2 separate regions of the Homo sapiens genome follow, and region 2 is linked to region 1. Evidence: chromatin loops called from intact Hi-C (ENCODE). Cell type or tissue: adrenal gland. All regions are shown on one strand. Each heading gives the region's core, and the rest is flanking DNA. Links, peaks and the distances in the headings are about the cores only. Region 1 overlaps EIF5 (eukaryotic translation initiation factor 5). Region 2 overlaps MARK3 (microtubule affinity regulating kinase 3).

The links. Hi-C counts contacts between places; a loop is a spot of excess contacts. Peaks named below come from ENCODE experiments on the same cell type or tissue, not always from the same donor. Only the 100,000 strongest peaks of a DNase experiment are listed, where the experiment ranks them.
Region 2: it touches region 1 in a loop (2.2-fold over the local background); 8 of 110 quality-filtered maps call a loop at or near these places.

What each region holds. Positions count from the first base shown.
Region 1 is chr14:103,343,656-103,346,568 of GRCh38, forward strand. EIF5 (eukaryotic translation initiation factor 5) reads left to right here. Exons shown (of 12, transcript NM_001969.5): 12 at 1-1,370. Among named protein-coding and RNA genes, the nearest start is that of SNORA28, 7.3 kb to the left of the region's middle. In adrenal gland, for the core only: no CTCF peak of the experiment used is centred there; no DNase peak of the experiment used is centred there; H3K27ac peaks cover 381 bases.
Region 2 is chr14:103,463,748-103,466,660 of GRCh38, forward strand. It overlaps MARK3 (microtubule affinity regulating kinase 3), which reads left to right. Exons shown (of 18, transcript NM_001128918.3): 8 at 1,810-2,046; 9 at 2,225-2,344; 10 at 2,596-2,695. Among named protein-coding and RNA genes, the nearest start is that of CKB, 58 kb to the right of the region's middle. In adrenal gland, for the core only: no CTCF peak of the experiment used is centred there; no DNase peak of the experiment used is centred there.

The DNA.
Region 1 (2,913 bases), core at 270-2,769:
CTGACTTTATGCCTTTGGCCTGGAGATGGCAGAAGTGAAAGCTGGCCATCTGCAAAAAGCAGATAAGTGAGTTTGAACCTTTTGCATTTTGTTAGCTCAGTCAGTCCTCATCGTGGTCCTGAGGCATAGGTACTGTTGTACCAAGGTCACTTATCTAACAAAATAACCCTTCATGTATTTTAAATTTATTTGACAAGTCTGCAGACAATCCTTATCTAACCAGCTATTTTCTTAATTGCTACAGCTTGACCTACCAGTATTCCGGAGTAACCAGCAAATGCAAAGTTGACCTTGTTCCTGCATCATCTTTTTGATGGTTCAAATTTCAGCCTCCCTGACTACTACAAAGCCAGAGCAGTCTTAGTACCAGAAACAGTGTTGCACTTTCGTTGCATGTGCTGTGTGACCCCAAGGGGACAGGGAGTCACTTTGGTCATCTCTGTCCCCAGTACAGATCTTGATTCATAGTGACATTCCATAAGTGGGGTGACAGCAAATGACTTGCAGGTAGTCTCATTGTAGGTTTGTGCACCAGAGTGACCCTGTGAGCCTTTGTTAATAGGTTGGGAGCTCAGGGTGTTTATGTCCACCTGTCTGGTCTAGCCAAACAGTTTTTTTCTGGGAATCAAATTTCTGTGGTTTTTATGGCCAGAAATTTTAAGGACTTGTGTGTGCTGGGATATGAGAATAGAAGCTACAGAGTTCTTTTCTTGGGACCTAGACTGGGAGGTGCAATGTCAGGACCTCCAGGTGAATGGTAGGATCTGAGTTGACCCTGCAGTTCGGTTATGCAGTCAATTATTTCTTTTTAAGAGGAGGAGGATTCACTTGGGTGTTGGGATCAAATTTGGATTCTGTCCCAGGCCTTACTGTAAAACTAGGGGATTGCCTTTCCATATCTGCTGGGGGTGGAGACCCTTATGTGCAGCACTCAATCCCACTGGAAGCCTAATGCTGCAGTCAGAAGCAATGCCTGGCTGGGGCAGTAGGGGAAATTCCACCCAATTTTGCTATGAGCCTAAAACCTCTTTAAAAACGGTCAGTTAACTAAAAAATAAAAATCAAGTCTTTAGGAGAGTAGAAAACACAATTAACTAAAAAGCAGGGACATCTGAAAGAGACGTATTAAGTTAACATTTTTAAAAATCCAAATGAAAGTAAATGGAATAAATGTATCAGGTAAAGGACAAGTTGTAAGCTTGGATTTTTAGGTCTAGCAATACACTGTTTACAAGAGCATCACCTAAAATGTGACAAAAGATGTTGAAAGGATGAAAAAAGGTATAGTAGACATACACTAACCAAAAATGTAGCTCTTTGAATCTCAGAAAAAAGTAGATTTTAATAAAGTGTGAAAGTTGTCAATCAAAGCGGAGTCACTTGTGTTCAAGAAACAAAAAAACAACCCGAACAAATAGAGTAGGGTTTGCAGTCTTGCGATGGTGAAGGGTCTCATGCTGGTATGCCCAATAACGAAATTATCACAAAAGATTGCAAAAACCACAGCCTTGCACAAAAAGCATCACAGCCTTATGCAAAAAATACTTCAAGGACATCTACCCAGCAACAGCCTGTCCAGCTGTGGACTTGCATCGCCCTTGTTATGGATCTTTGTAGCCACAGGTGGTAATCTCAAAACAGTTATGTAATCTTCATTTATCCTTTAAAAACCATTCTCGGCCACGCGTGGTGGCTCACGCCTGTAATAACAGCACTTTGGGAGGCCGAGGAGGGTGGATCACCTGAGGTTGGGAGTTTGAGACCAGCCTGACCAATGTGGCGAAACCTCATCTCTACTAAAAATACAAAAACTTAGCCAGGTGGGGTGGTGCATGCCTGTAATCCCAGCTACTCGGCTGAGGCAGGAGAATCGCTTGAACCTGGGAGGTGGATGTTGCAGTGAGCCGAGATCGTGCTACTGTGCTCCAGCCTGGGCGACAGAGTGAGACTCCATCTCAAAAAAAAAAAAAAAATTCTCTCCCTTTACCTCCCTAAAGTACACACACAGCTCACAATGACGTGTATTCCCATTGCAATGCCCTATTCCTGAATACATATCTTTCTTTTAGAGAGCTCGTCTCTCTCATTTAATTGACATAAATGGGGTCAGAAATGGGACCTAAAGAAAGATGACTATCAGAAAAAAATACTCTTTTTTGGCCAGTATGCATGAGCCCTTTGCGCTGTAGGCTTCCATGGCTCAAATTTTTGTCCCTGGTGAGTCTTCTCTCAGGCCAGCCCTCCCTGTTTTTGGTGGAGGCTTTGTTTTTCTTTTCTTTTTTCTTTTTTTCCTTTTTTTTTTTTTTGAGACGGAGTCTTGCTCTGTAGCCCAGGCTGGAGTGCAGTGGCGCAATCCCGGCTCACTGCAAGCTCCGTCTCCTGGATTCACCCCGTTCTCCTGCCTCAGCCTCCAGAGTAGCTGGGACGACAGGCGCACGCTGCCACATCCGGCTAATTTTTTGTATTTTTAGTAGACACGGGGTTTCACCATGTTAGCCAGGATGGTCTCGATCTCCTGACCTCGTGATCTGCCCGCCTTGGCCTCCCAAAGTGGTGGGATTACAGGCGTGAGCCACTGTGCCTGGCCTATTTTTTTTTCTTTTCTTTTTTTTTTTTTTTTGGTAGAGGCTTTTTGATATTCAAGATCAGGTTTGGTTATAAGGCCACCTTAATAAAGAACCTTACATCCCTCCTGAGATGATAAAAGACTGACTTTTCTGGTAAGTCCTTTCTGGTATAAAGACAGAGGTCTCTAGCTTGAGTATTCTGGTTTCTATTGAATTCACATTCTATCTGTGAGGCATGTCATTTCTGGTGAATTCACTTTTGGTCTGAGCGTGTAATTTGATCTGCATGCCTGGGTTAAAATTTTGTGAACACTCATCTCTTGGTGTCCTGTGATTTGGTTTCACT
Region 2 (2,913 bases), core at 169-2,668, 120 kb after region 1:
AAAATGGTCTTTTAAGGAAACACAAATAAGATGGTCATTTCTCTGCTTGAACAACTCTTCATTGGCTTCCCATTGCTCTTACGATGAAAACCCAAACTTCTCAAGTACAATCCTTTGTGATTAAGCCCTGACCATCTCCCCAGCCCCCTCTACACATCTCTATCTCACATACTGTCTTTCAATTTCTTGTGTGAAACATACTGTGTCTCACATGGGTTCTCAGACTCTTTATTCTGCCTGAAATACCCCTCATCAACACATCCATTATGATCAGATGCACCTTCTGGTGCTTTGATTTCACTTCATCTGGGAAGCCATTCACACCTTTCAGTGCCAACCCACAACTCCCTGTGCCTCTTCAGTTATGGCATTTTGTCTCAGGACAGCTGCTTATCATTCTCCTTCTTCCCTTCTAAACTGTGAGCTACTGAGGGTAGGGCTTTATCTGTCTTGTTCATCATTATCCATCCAGACACTAATATAGCATCTGCTGTGGAGTAGCCACATAGGAAATGTTTCTTAAAGTGACTGTGATTTGTCTCTTTTTTTTTTTTTTTTTTTTTTTTTTTGAGACGGAGTCTCACTTTGTTGCCCTGGCTAGAGTGCAGTGGTGCGATCTCTGCTCACTGCAACCTCCACCTCGCAGGTTCAAGCGATTCTCCTGCCTCAGCCTCTCAAGTAGCTGGGATTACAGGCGCCCACCACCATGCCCAGCTAATTTTTTGTATTTTTAGTAGAGATGGGGCTTCACCATGTTGGCCAGACTGGTCTCGAACTCCTGACCTCAGGTGATCCACCCGCCTCAGCCTCCCAAAGTGCTGTGATTACAGGCGTGAGCCACCGCACCCAGCCATGATTTGACTCTTGAATGAGGTTTAGGATTCTCCCCTCCTCATTAACAGCCGTTTTATAGCTATTTAGCCGTTTTTATGAAATGCCCCTTTTTAAAAAAAGTTATTTATGTTTTGAGACAGGGTTTTACTCTGTCACCCAGGCTGGAGTGCAGTGGCACAGTCATAGCTCACTGCAGCCTCAAACTCCCAGGCTTAAGAGGTCCTCCTACCTCAGCCTTCCAAGTAGCTGGGATTGCAGATGTGTGCCACCATACCCAGCTAATTTTTAAAAATCTTTTGTAGAGAAAGGGTCTCACTATGTTGCCCAAGCTGGTCTTGAACTCCTGGGCTCAAGTGAGCCACTGTACCTGGCCCTGCCCCATATTATTCTTGTTTTTTGGTTTTGAGATGGAGTATTGCTCTGTCGCCCAGGCTGGAGTGCAGTGGCACGATCTTGGCTCACTGCAACCTCTGCCTCCCGAGTTCAAGCAATTCTCCTGCCTCAGCCTCCTGAGTAGCTGGGATTACAGGTGTGTACCACCACACCCAGCTGATTTTTGTATTTTTAGTAAAGACAGGGTATCACCATGTTGGCCAGGCTGGTCTTGAACTCCTGGCCTCAGATGATTCGTCCACCTCGGCCTCCCAAAGTGCTGGGATCATAGGTGTGAGCCACCGTGCCCAGCCCCCATATTATTATTATCAATTGAAAAACTCAAGGCTTTTCTTGATCTTGGGACATTGATGTTTAAATTAGTGCTAGAATTAATCTGTACTTCATGTTTGTTATTGTTAATATTATAAAATAAGGAGTTCTGACTTGTCTCCTGTTTTTTTCTCTAGAAAGAATGTTTTCACATTAATTAGGAGGTAACTTCATATCATTACAGAAAGCTTTTCTAAAATGCCTAATCCTGTCATAATTCTAATTCTATTTTGGCTAAATTTCATTTTTGTCTTGATGTTTTCCCTCTAGGCTGAAAATCTATTGTTAGATGCCGATATGAACATTAAAATAGCAGATTTCGGTTTTAGCAATGAATTTACTGTTGGCGGTAAACTCGACACGTTTTGTGGCAGTCCTCCATACGCAGCACCTGAGCTCTTCCAGGGCAAGAAATATGACGGGCCAGAAGTGGATGTGTGGAGTCTGGGGGTCATTTTATACACACTAGTCAGTGGCTCACTTCCCTTTGATGGGCAAAACCTAAAGGTATAAGAAGCTGCACCCATGTACTTCACTAAACTAAAAGAAGTTTCCTAATATTACATGGCTTAATATTTTTAACATTATATCAGTGCGGGGGGTTTCAGGGGGTTTTTTGTTGTGTTTTGTTAACTAAACCTAAAGGTTGACTTACTCGTTTTCTTTCCTCTGTACCTCTCCAAAGGAACTGAGAGAGAGAGTATTAAGAGGGAAATACAGAATTCCCTTCTACATGTCTACAGACTGTGAAAACCTTCTCAAACGTTTCCTGGTGCTAAATCCAATTAAACGCGGCACTCTAGAGGTAATCATGTAGGTGGAAACAAGCAGTAACTTTGGAGAGTCTTTAGAGTGACCTTAGATCTTTGCTTGATTTGTATGCCATACTGGATATATCCTGCGGCTTTTTAAGCAAGAATTGAAACATTAAAAAATATTTTTTGAGTTTATGCTTTGAACGATAGTCAATGAAATGTTGAAAATAAATTTTTGTAAATATTACGGTTATCAGAATATTTCATTTTACTCTGCTAATGAACAGTTTACCTTTTTTAGCAAATCATGAAGGACAGGTGGATCAATGCAGGGCATGAAGAAGATGAACTCAAACCATTTGTTGAACCAGAGCTAGACATCTCAGACCAAAAAAGAATAGGTAATCACTCCATGCCTGCATGTTCATGTGTTTTTGTCTAAGTAACATATTTCTGTTTTGACTCATGTCTGTGCCTAAAATGTGAATAATGGAAAGTTAAGCACAAGTCATATGAACAGTTTATCTGTTCTGTCATATTTAGGAACGTAACTACCTGCAGTTTCCTATAATGGCACCCAGTAACTCTGAAACAAGTGCCCATTTATGTTACAAAATAT